Regions from separate parts of the Homo sapiens genome. Here all the other regions are linked to region 3. The links are chromatin contacts, found by Hi-C or POLR2A ChIA-PET in ENCODE. All regions are on one chromosome and are shown on one strand. Each heading gives the region's core, a stretch centred on a gene start or an enhancer-like site at or near the end of the contact. The rest is flanking DNA. Distances are from core to core; before and after follow the strand shown.

Evidence for each region. A loop is a pair of places that touch in the nucleus more often than their neighbours do. ChIA-PET counts read pairs that join two places held with the same protein, here RNA polymerase II (POLR2A). Pooled maps may share reads with other maps.
Region 1: a pooled map shows a loop between it and region 3 (4-fold over the local background). The contact joins the promoter of MRPL34 here to the enhancer-like site in region 3. A Hi-C loop is called at or near these places in 6 of 50 pooled maps. POLR2A ChIA-PET finds 5 or more read pairs at or near these places in 2 of 52 experiments (activated B cell and activated T-cell).
Region 2: a pooled map shows a loop between it and region 3 (12-fold over the local background). The contact joins the promoter of GTPBP3 here to the enhancer-like site in region 3. A Hi-C loop is called at or near these places in 1 of 37 single-sample maps with no recorded cell type and 7 of 50 pooled maps. POLR2A ChIA-PET finds 5 or more read pairs at or near these places in 1 of 52 experiments (WTC11).

The regions. Positions count from the first base shown.
Region 1 is chr19:17,304,596-17,307,561 of GRCh38, forward strand. It overlaps MRPL34 (mitochondrial ribosomal protein L34), which reads left to right and starts at 1,277. Exons shown (of 2, transcript NM_023937.4): 1 at 1,277-1,362; 2 at 1,571-2,248. The coding sequence starts at 1,298. The coding sequence ends at 1,784. RefSeq lists an enhancer at 1,221-1,300 and a silencer at 1,531-1,590.
Region 2 is chr19:17,336,054-17,338,804 of GRCh38, forward strand. It overlaps GTPBP3 (GTP binding protein 3, mitochondrial), which reads left to right and starts at 1,500. Exons shown (of 9, transcript NM_032620.4): 1 at 1,500-1,611; 2 at 1,955-2,202; 3 at 2,312-2,398; 4 at 2,486-2,688. The coding sequence starts at 1,559. RefSeq lists enhancers at 469-1,140, 1,141-1,812, 1,813-2,484.
Region 3 is chr19:17,604,598-17,607,646 of GRCh38, forward strand. It overlaps UNC13A (unc-13 homolog A), which reads right to left. Exons shown (of 44, transcript NM_001080421.3): 44 at 1-1,757. The coding sequence ends at 1,457. Among named protein-coding and RNA genes, the nearest start is that of COLGALT1, 50 kb to the left of the region's middle. RefSeq lists enhancers at 320-1,224, 1,225-2,129 and silencers at 1,214-1,473, 1,844-2,063. Within about 2 kb of position 1,639, at least 21 of the 41 ENCODE cell types and tissues checked have a DNase peak (open chromatin) inside an H3K27ac peak, as active enhancers do.

The sequences.
Region 1 (2,966 bases), core at 27-2,526, 300 kb before region 3:
CCCACTAAGGGCACTTCTGGGAGACTATACAGTTTATTCATTTAGCAAACACCTCTCTGCATGAACCCCAAGCTGGCACTTGTAGGGATACAGCCCCAGGCCCCTGGCCCTTGAGGAGCCCTTGAACTTGGGGGAGAGTCAAGGGAAAGCAGTCGGGCCAGAAGAATGGACAGCGGTTGAGAGAAGACGACTCCTTTTTTTTTTGAGAAAGGATCTCACTCCGTTGCCCAGGCTGCAGTGCATTGGCGCTATCATTGCTCACTACAGCCTGGATCTCCTGGGTTCAGGGAATCCTCCCACCTCACCTTCAAGTACTTGAGACTATAGGTGGTTGCTACCATGTCCCCAGGCTGGTCTCAAACTCCTGGCCCCAAGGGATCCTCCCTCCTCAGCCTCCCAAAATGCTGGAATTACAGGCATGAGCCACACCTCACTCAGCCCTTGGAGAGGAAAGGATTTTTAAAGGGCGGATAGGGGAACACCAGGCAGAGAGGAGAGTGTGGCTGAAATGTAAGATGGTGTGTGTAGAGGGTTTTGCATGCCTGATGGAAGGGCTGAGCAGGTTTTACCTGGGGAAATGGGGAGCCAAGGATAGTGTGTGAGTAGGGGAGGGGTTCAGATCTGAGTATCAGAAAATTTTTCTTCCTTTTTTTTTTTTTTTTTTTTGGTTCTAACAACAGAGGAGAATTCTTCTAGGGCCCAAAATGGGGGCAAGATTGCCAAAGACAAGCTTGCAATCCCTGAGTTTACAGATTGAGAAAGCCCAGAGTGGCGCAGGGACCACCCCAAGGACACGCAGCGAGCTTGAACTCAGGCCTCCTCGGCTTCCTGCCAAGAGGCGGAGACTTGGCTGCAGCCAGGACAAGCTGCCAGCCAGCTGTGTGCCATCTGCCCAGCTCCCGCTGGGGGCGGGAAGACCAACCAGCCGCTTCCTGCAGCTGCCACCAGCTGCGCCCGGCCACCGCGGGGCACCCTCTGCCGGTCAATAGGAGAGAGAACTACAGCTCAGCTGCCAGCTGACCGCGGGAGATAATGCCTTGTGCGCACGCGCTTGCTCAGAAGGCGCCGTTCGCCGGCTACCTGTTGGTGTGTATGCAGAGCATCCCTGTGCCCCGCGGATATAGACTGGCGCGCCTCTGTTGCGCAGGCGCAGAACTACAACTTCAGGGTTTTCCCCAACGGCCTCTTTTTTGCACGTTAGGAGAAACTACATTTCCCATAATCCTTTGTTCCAGGGCTGGAGCGGCTCTGGGCTCCGGAATCGCCCGCAGCCGGTACTGCGGGACCCACTGCGGATATGGCTGTCTTGGCTGGATCCCTGTTGGGCCCCACGAGTAGGTCGGCAGCGTTGCTGGGTGGCAGGTAAGTCCTCAGGGGGACCCTTCCCCAAATCAGGGAATAAGGGCGGCTTCGGAGGCTGGCGCCACTCTTCACTGCCCGCGTGACCTGCCAGTGCCTTGCGCATTTTGCAGCCAGGCTCTGTCTCCGGGAGCCGAGGCTCAGAGAGGTTGAGCGCCAAGGTCACCCAGCGCCCCGTCTGACCTTTCTCGCCGTCCCTCTACCCACGCAGGTGGCTCCAGCCCCGGGCCTGGCTGGGGTTCCCAGACGCCTGGGGCCTCCCCACCCCGCAGCAGGCCCGGGGCAAGGCTCGCGGGAATGAGTATCAGCCGAGCAACATCAAACGCAAGAACAAGCACGGCTGGGTCCGGCGCCTGAGCACGCCGGCCGGCGTGCAGGTCATCCTTCGCCGAATGCTCAAGGGCCGCAAGTCGCTGAGCCATTGAGGATCGCGACGCAGTCGGCGGGACCCTCATGGAAGCATCGCCCTCGCCTCGGACCTTGCCTGGCGCTATTTTTGCAGGGAGCTGGGGAGCAGGAACGCCTCGGACCTGAGTGCTCTCCATATTGTGGGGTTGAAGTCTGGATGGGAGCTTGCCAAGTCCCTTTTTAGGCTTTTTAATTAGGAAGCATTTCGAACCTGCGCAACAGACCAAAGAACAGTACAAAGAACATCCGTGTACCCAGTACCCTGACTACCGACTACCTACAACCCGTCCCTGCCCCATCCTGAGTTCTTTTGAAGCTGATCTCAGGCATCGGATTATTTCTTCTGTAAATATTTCAGAATGTATCTCTCCAAGATGAGAGCTCATTAAAAGACAATTACAAAGCTTATCACATCCAAAAGAATTATCAATAATTTTGAAATATTATTAAACGTGTAATAAATGTTCAAAGTTCCACTTGCCTTATATGTGTCATAACTCTTTTTTTTTTTTGAGACAGTTTCCCTTTTGTTGCCCAGGTTGGAGTGCAATGGGGGGATCTCGGCTCATTAAAACCTCCGCCTTGCGGGTTCAAGCGATTCTCCTGCCTCACCCTCCCGAGTAGCTGGGATTACAGGCATGCGCCACCACGCCCGGCTAATTTTGTATTTTTAGTAGAGATGGGGTTTCTCCATGTTGGTCAGGCTGGTCTCGAGCTCCCGACCTCAGGTGATCCGCCCTCCTCTGCCTCCCAAAGTGCTGGGATTACAGGCATGAACCACTGCGCTCTGTCCCCCAGGCTGGAGTGCAGTGGCACGATCTCGGCTCACTGCAAACTCCCTCTCCTGGGTTCAAGCAATCTCCTGCCTCAGCCTCCCGAATAGCTGGGATTATAGGCGCCCACCACCACACCCGGCTAATTTTTGTATTTTTAGTAGAGACGGGGTTTCAACCATGTTGGCCAGGCTGGTCTCGAACTCCTGACCTCAGGTGATCTGCCTGCCTCGGCCTCCCAAAGTGCTGGGATTACAGGTGTGAGCCGTCATGCCCAGCCTGTGTCATAAATTTTATAGGTCTGGGAAGACTGGTGGAAAACTGTGTGTGTGTGCGGGGGGGTGTTTGTTTTTGAAACAGGGTCTCGCTCTGTCACCCAGGCTGGAGTGCAGTTGTCGGATCCCTGCTTACTGCAACCTCTGCCTC
Region 2 (2,751 bases), core at 250-2,749, 270 kb before region 3:
GCCAAACCCTGTCTCTATTAAAAATACAAAAAATTAGCCAGGCATGGTGGCGCACGCCTGTAGTCCCAGCTACTTGGGAGTCTGAGGCAGGAGAATCGCTTGAACCTGGGAGGCGGAGGTTGCAGTGAGTCTAGATCGCGCCACTGAACTCCAGCCTGGGCGACAGAGCGAGACCCCGTCTCAAAAAAAAAAAAAAAAAAAAAAAAAAGCTTGGGCAACGTAGTGAGATCCCCGTCTCCACCAAAAAAACGAAAACAAAACAAACAAACAAAAACAACAAACAAAAAGAAACACCGAAAAGTTAGACTGGCATGGTGGCTCGCGCCTGTGGTTCCAGCTACTCAGGAGGCTGAGGCGGGCGGATCCCTTGAGCCCAAAAGTTGGAGGTTGCAAGAGCCGTGATCGCGCCACTGCACTCCAGCCTGGGCGACAGAGTGAGACCCTGTCTCAAAAATAAAATAAAATAAAATAATAAAGTAAATAAAAATATTGAGCAGGGCGAGGTAAGGGGGTATTAGAACTCTATTCTGTCAGACAGATTTTTCTTAACACGCAAGTGCGCCGCCCGCCCGCTCTGATCCAGAACCAGAGAATCCGCCATGCGAAGGCGCTCCCGGAGACCCCGCCCAGCCAGTGCCTGGAATTCCACCATCAGCGCTTTATTCCGAGTTTCAGTGCTGTCCTGGGTTAACCTGAAAGCAATCTCCGAGGCTCCCCTTTCTGGCTTTCGGGGAGCCAGAGACTGACCGGACACTTGGCTCTGCAGGTGCAGACCTGGACCAGAGAGACAGAGAGCCAAGGAAGTCCACAGTGGAGAGAGGGCTGTGCTGGGGGTTCCAGGAAGACTTCCTGGAGGAGGGGATCTTGGAGCTAGGCCTTGAAGACGAGTTTGTCAAATGAGGAAGGGCATCCGAAGCCGAGGGAACGGCAGAAGGGAACGCTGGGGAGGGGAGAGAATCTGGAGAGTTCCGGAAAAAGCAAGTAGGACTCTTTCCAGAAGTTCGGGCAAGATTTTCCCTGGATCAGGGCGTGGGTTCTCCAGTACTCGTCCCTCCCGGTCACCGAGATGCTCTGAGTTTCCGGTCTGAACCTGAACGTAAAGAGGTGTAGTCCCTCCTTTCTTGAACGGGAAAACTGAACGCACATAGGTCCTTGCCACGCCTAAGGCTGCGGAGTGAGCAGATGGAAAATGCGGGACTCAAAACCTCCCCTCGCTGTAATTTGCACTGCCCTGTGCCAAACTCTGTCCTTTCTTCCATTCCTTATTCCTATTGTCAGCCTCGCTGCGCTAGGACCCTAAAAATTTGGTCTCATGTTGCCCGGGGAACAACATTTCGCTACACCTACCTCCATACCGCCTCCCGCTCCCGCTCTCCCTTGCACCAGCCAATGGAAGCGAGTATCTTCAGACGGTGGGCAGGACGTATCCTAAGATACCCAATGGTGGTCGAGAATAGTTGAGCACTTTACTAGTCAAGCCGCGGAGTGGGCGGGGCCCCCTGCCCAGACTTGAAGCCACACAGGCAGGTCGGGCAGGCGGGTCGCAGGTTGTAAATCCATGTGGCGGGGGCTTTGGACCCTGGCGGCCCAAGCGGCACGTGGGCCTCGCAGGTGGGGCTACAGGGGAAGGGGTGCGACAGCTTGGGGTGCTGCTTGGACCCCAGACCCACTCCCTGGGTTTTAGGGGCCCAATTCCCTGCGGCAGAGCAATCATTCGCGTTCTTCCGTGCCTCAATCGTTCATGACCCTTGCGGCAGAGCCCATATCTGGGTCTCCTTCTGGCCTCACAGTCCCTAATCCGGTCACCCTTCGGCCTTCAGAACATCCAATTTGTGCATCCCCCAGCCGCAGAACCCCCCCACCTGGAGCATCTCGCGATCATCGAGCCCTCGGTCTACTTGACACTGAGGCTGAGCCTCCCAGGTGCGCTGATTCGCCTCCCCTCCGGTTCCAGATTGTGCACGCGCCGGAGCAGCGGCGCACCAGCCCCCGGCTCCGGCGCCACCATCTTCGCGCTAAGCTCTGGCCAAGGCCGCTGCGGCATCGCAGTGATCCGGACCAGCGGCCCCGCCAGCGGCCACGCCCTCCGAATTCTCACAGCACCCCGAGACCTGCCCCTTGCTCGCCACGCCAGCCTGCGCCTGCTCAGCGATCCCCGCTCCGGGGAGCCTCTGGACCGCGCACTGGTGCTCTGGTTCCCAGGTGAGGGTCCCCAGGTTCCGAGCCTCCTGTAGGTCCCATGACTCAGTTTCCCCCTTCCAAGGGTTTGCACTGGCTGTGCTGTCCTCCTGTCACCTGTCTGTCACATTAGGTCCCCAGAGTTTCACCGGTGAGGACTGCGTGGAGTTCCACGTGCATGGAGGCCCGGCAGTGGTGAGCGGCGTCCTGCAGGCCTTGGGTGAGTTGCAGCGTTGGGTGAGATGCTTGGTCCTCCCAATGGGCCTGGGTGGGGACCAGGGGGTGTCAGACTGGGACCTTCCTGCAGGCAGCGTGCCAGGGCTTCGACCGGCGGAGGCAGGCGAGTTCACCAGACGGGCGTTCGCCAATGGGAAGCTGAACCTGACCGAAGTGGAGGGGCTGGCGGACCTTATCCACGCGGAAACAGAGGCGCAGCGGCGGCAGGCCCTCAGGCAGCTGGACGGAGAGCTGGGCCACCTCTGCCGTGGCTGGGCCGAGACCCTCACCAAAGCAAGTCCCCCATTTGTCCATTCTCTCCCTCAGAGACCCCATCTGTGCAACCCCTGCATGAGA
Region 3 (3,049 bases), core at 389-2,888:
TGTCCTTCCCAATCCAGCAGAAAAAGGCGTGCCATACACACATGTGGAAAAGCAGATCCCAGAGCAAGTGTAGTCCACGCTGAACTTTCCCCTAAGGTCCTATGTGCACCAGGTAACTCCAGCCAGGTCACTGTAACTTTGCTCATTGGAGAAAGAGCTTCCAGCTGGCAAGAGGGCCATCTGAGGTATCCTGTGGCTTGGGTGTTTGAATCAATGAATAGGCTCTTGGAGACTAAGCTCTCACTGTGTCACTGTGTTTGTGTTTCTCTCTCTCTCATTCTCTTTCTCTCATTCTCTTTCTCCCCCCTAGAGTTTCTGGTCTCCTTCTGTTCTTTCCTATTTGGAAAATTCTGGAAAAGGAAGAAGGGATGGAGAAACCTGGGACCAGGGGATCCCAAATTCTCTTTTGTGGTGGGAGGCCCTCATGGCATCCCCCATGGAGATCCCAGGAGAAAGGGCTGAGGGCAAAGGTCCTGCTTGGCAGCCGGAGAAGGAAAGGCGAAGTAGGGGTCTTGGCCTGGAATTCCCACCCCTTGGAGGAGGCCGAGGGGGAATTAGCAGCAATAGGGAGCTGTGTCAGGTCATCCCGATCTCAGCCCACCCTTCCATGGGGCACACAGGCCTAAGGGAGGGGCACAGAGGGTATGGCACCTGGAACCTTGGCCAAGTCTCAAGCAGCTCTTTAAGCCTCAGTTTTGCCATCTGTCAAATGGGTGTGTTGAACTCTATGATATGAGGACTGGGTTTGTTGGGGGAGAGGGAGAGGCAAACTCCCAAAGGGAAGTAGGGGCAGCGTGGGGAACCAGAGCCGTCCCCTCGGCCCCCAGGGTTTGGGCGCCCAAGGGCGCATGTGCTTTTGAAATCCCATCCTCCCCCCTCCCCCCATTTATTTTTTGCACAAATATCTAAAGGGACTCCGGTATTCCGGGGCCCTCCAACCAGCATCCTGGTCCCTCCAGTCCCCAGGCCACCTAGAGGGGCGCTCCAGAGAGCCCTACCCCTTGCCCAGGGCCCCCCCTCGAGGGAGCTGAGATTTCCATACTTGGCAATTGGTCTGGGGTCCCAGGGGTCTGGGTCCCATCTTATGGCTTTTCCAGGGGACATGAGGTGGTGCCTCCCGGTACCAGAGCCCCGGGATGTGGCCTCCTCCATAGGGACGAGGTTTCCCCCATCCCAGCTCAAAATGCCCCCTAGGTGCTGGGGGCGTGGCCTCAAGTTGGGGATGTGGCTCCTTCCTTCGTCGCGCCCTTGGGCGTGGCCTCCCGAGAGGGCGGGGCATCCTCCATTCCTAATTCCCCAAAAGGGAAAGCTGAGTCAAGGGCGTAGGCGCAGCCCACCCTTGGCGTGGAGCCCCCCGAGCCCCGCCCCTGGGGAGGTCCCACCAAGGCGCAAGCCCCGTCCCTCCCCGCCCAGCGCCCTCCGCGCAGGCGCAGTGCCGCTCGGCCGACCGCCCGCGCTAAGGCGCAGGCGCGGCACCGCCCTCCTCGGCGGAGCGCGTGTCCGACTTGAGCTTCACGAACTCCTTGGCCACCTCGTCGTTGCTGCGCTGCGAGAGGATTCGCAGCACCGTGAGGCCCGTGTCGTCCATGTGGATGCGGCGGCCGAGCGGCAGCCAGCAGGCGGCGCTCCCGCGCTGGGCCAGCTCACGCAGCTGCAGCACGGCCAGCCCCACCGTGCGGTCCTCGCGCGCGAAGCAGTAGTCCTTGACGCACACCTGCAGCTCATAGCACTCGGGACCCGCGTCGGCGCTCAGCGTGCTGCGTGGGGAGGGGCGGAACGTGAGACAGGCCACACCTACTGTGATGCCCCGCCCACGGCCCCGTCCCCACCGCATTTGCGGGCCACGCCCACACCGGGGTGCCCACACCTGTCACCTCCCACGCTACGCTAGCCCCGCCCCTGCCCCGTTACTTGACCTACAACCCTGTGCTTGGCCGCGCCCACAGCAGCTGACCCCGAGCTGGGCCACGCCCACGCCTGTTCTTCCCATTTTTCCACCCACCGAAAAATGACCGCATAGTTTTACATCCAGCTCCCGCCCCTCAGACACCGCCCTGCAAGGCCATGCTCCCACCCTGAGATACCCGCGCCTGTGCCCTCTGCCGGCTGAACTGCTGCCCGCACGGCCCTGCCCCTAATGTCCCACCCAGAAGCTCTTTAACCAGGCTCTCCTCTAGACCCACGACGTGGCCCTTTCCCCAGCCCCCCACACCCCCAGCCCACCCCTCTTACTTCCAAGATGCCCTCCAGACATGAGCCTGCCCTGGTGCCTCACCATGGGTGACACCGCCTCCCGCATGCCCCTCACCTGTGCTCCTGCCCCTAAGCAGTCCCAGTGACCTGCCCTGACGCCAGCTGGATAAGAGCCCCTCCTACAGGGTCACGCCCAGCTTCTCCCTCTTGTCCACCTCCCAGGTTGTACCTCTATCCCTGAAGTACTCCGGCCCACCCTGGCTGACATCTGACCTCCCACTAGACCATGCTTCTCCTCCTGAGTATCCCCTAAAGGGGCCAATCGCCCCAAAACCTTCTGACCAAGAGCCCTGTGCTGACACGACATGGAACTGGCTTCAATCTTGTCCCATAAGAGCTCCCAGGCCCCCTAGATAATACCAGCTAACCAGCTCTGATTTACCCTTACCCCTGTGCATTTTTATTTATTTTTATTTATTTTTATTTTTTGAGTGGGCATCTCCCTCTGTCACCCAGGCTGGAGTGCAGTGGCACAATCGCGGCTCACTGCAACCTCTGTCTCCCGGGTTCAAACGATTCTTCTGCCTCAGCCTCCCTAGTAGCTGGGATTACAGGCATGCACCACCACACCGGGCTGATTTTTTGTGTTTTTAGTACAGATGGGGGTGGCGGGGGGGGGGGTCTCACCATGTTGGCCACGCTGGTCTCGAACTCCTAACCTCAGGTGATCCACTGCCTTGGCCTCCCAAAGTGTTGGAATTACAAGCGTCAGCCACCGCGCCTGGCCCATAGTTTTTTGTTTTTTTAAAGACAGGGTCTCGCTATGTCGGTCACCCAGGCTGGAGTGCAGTGGCAC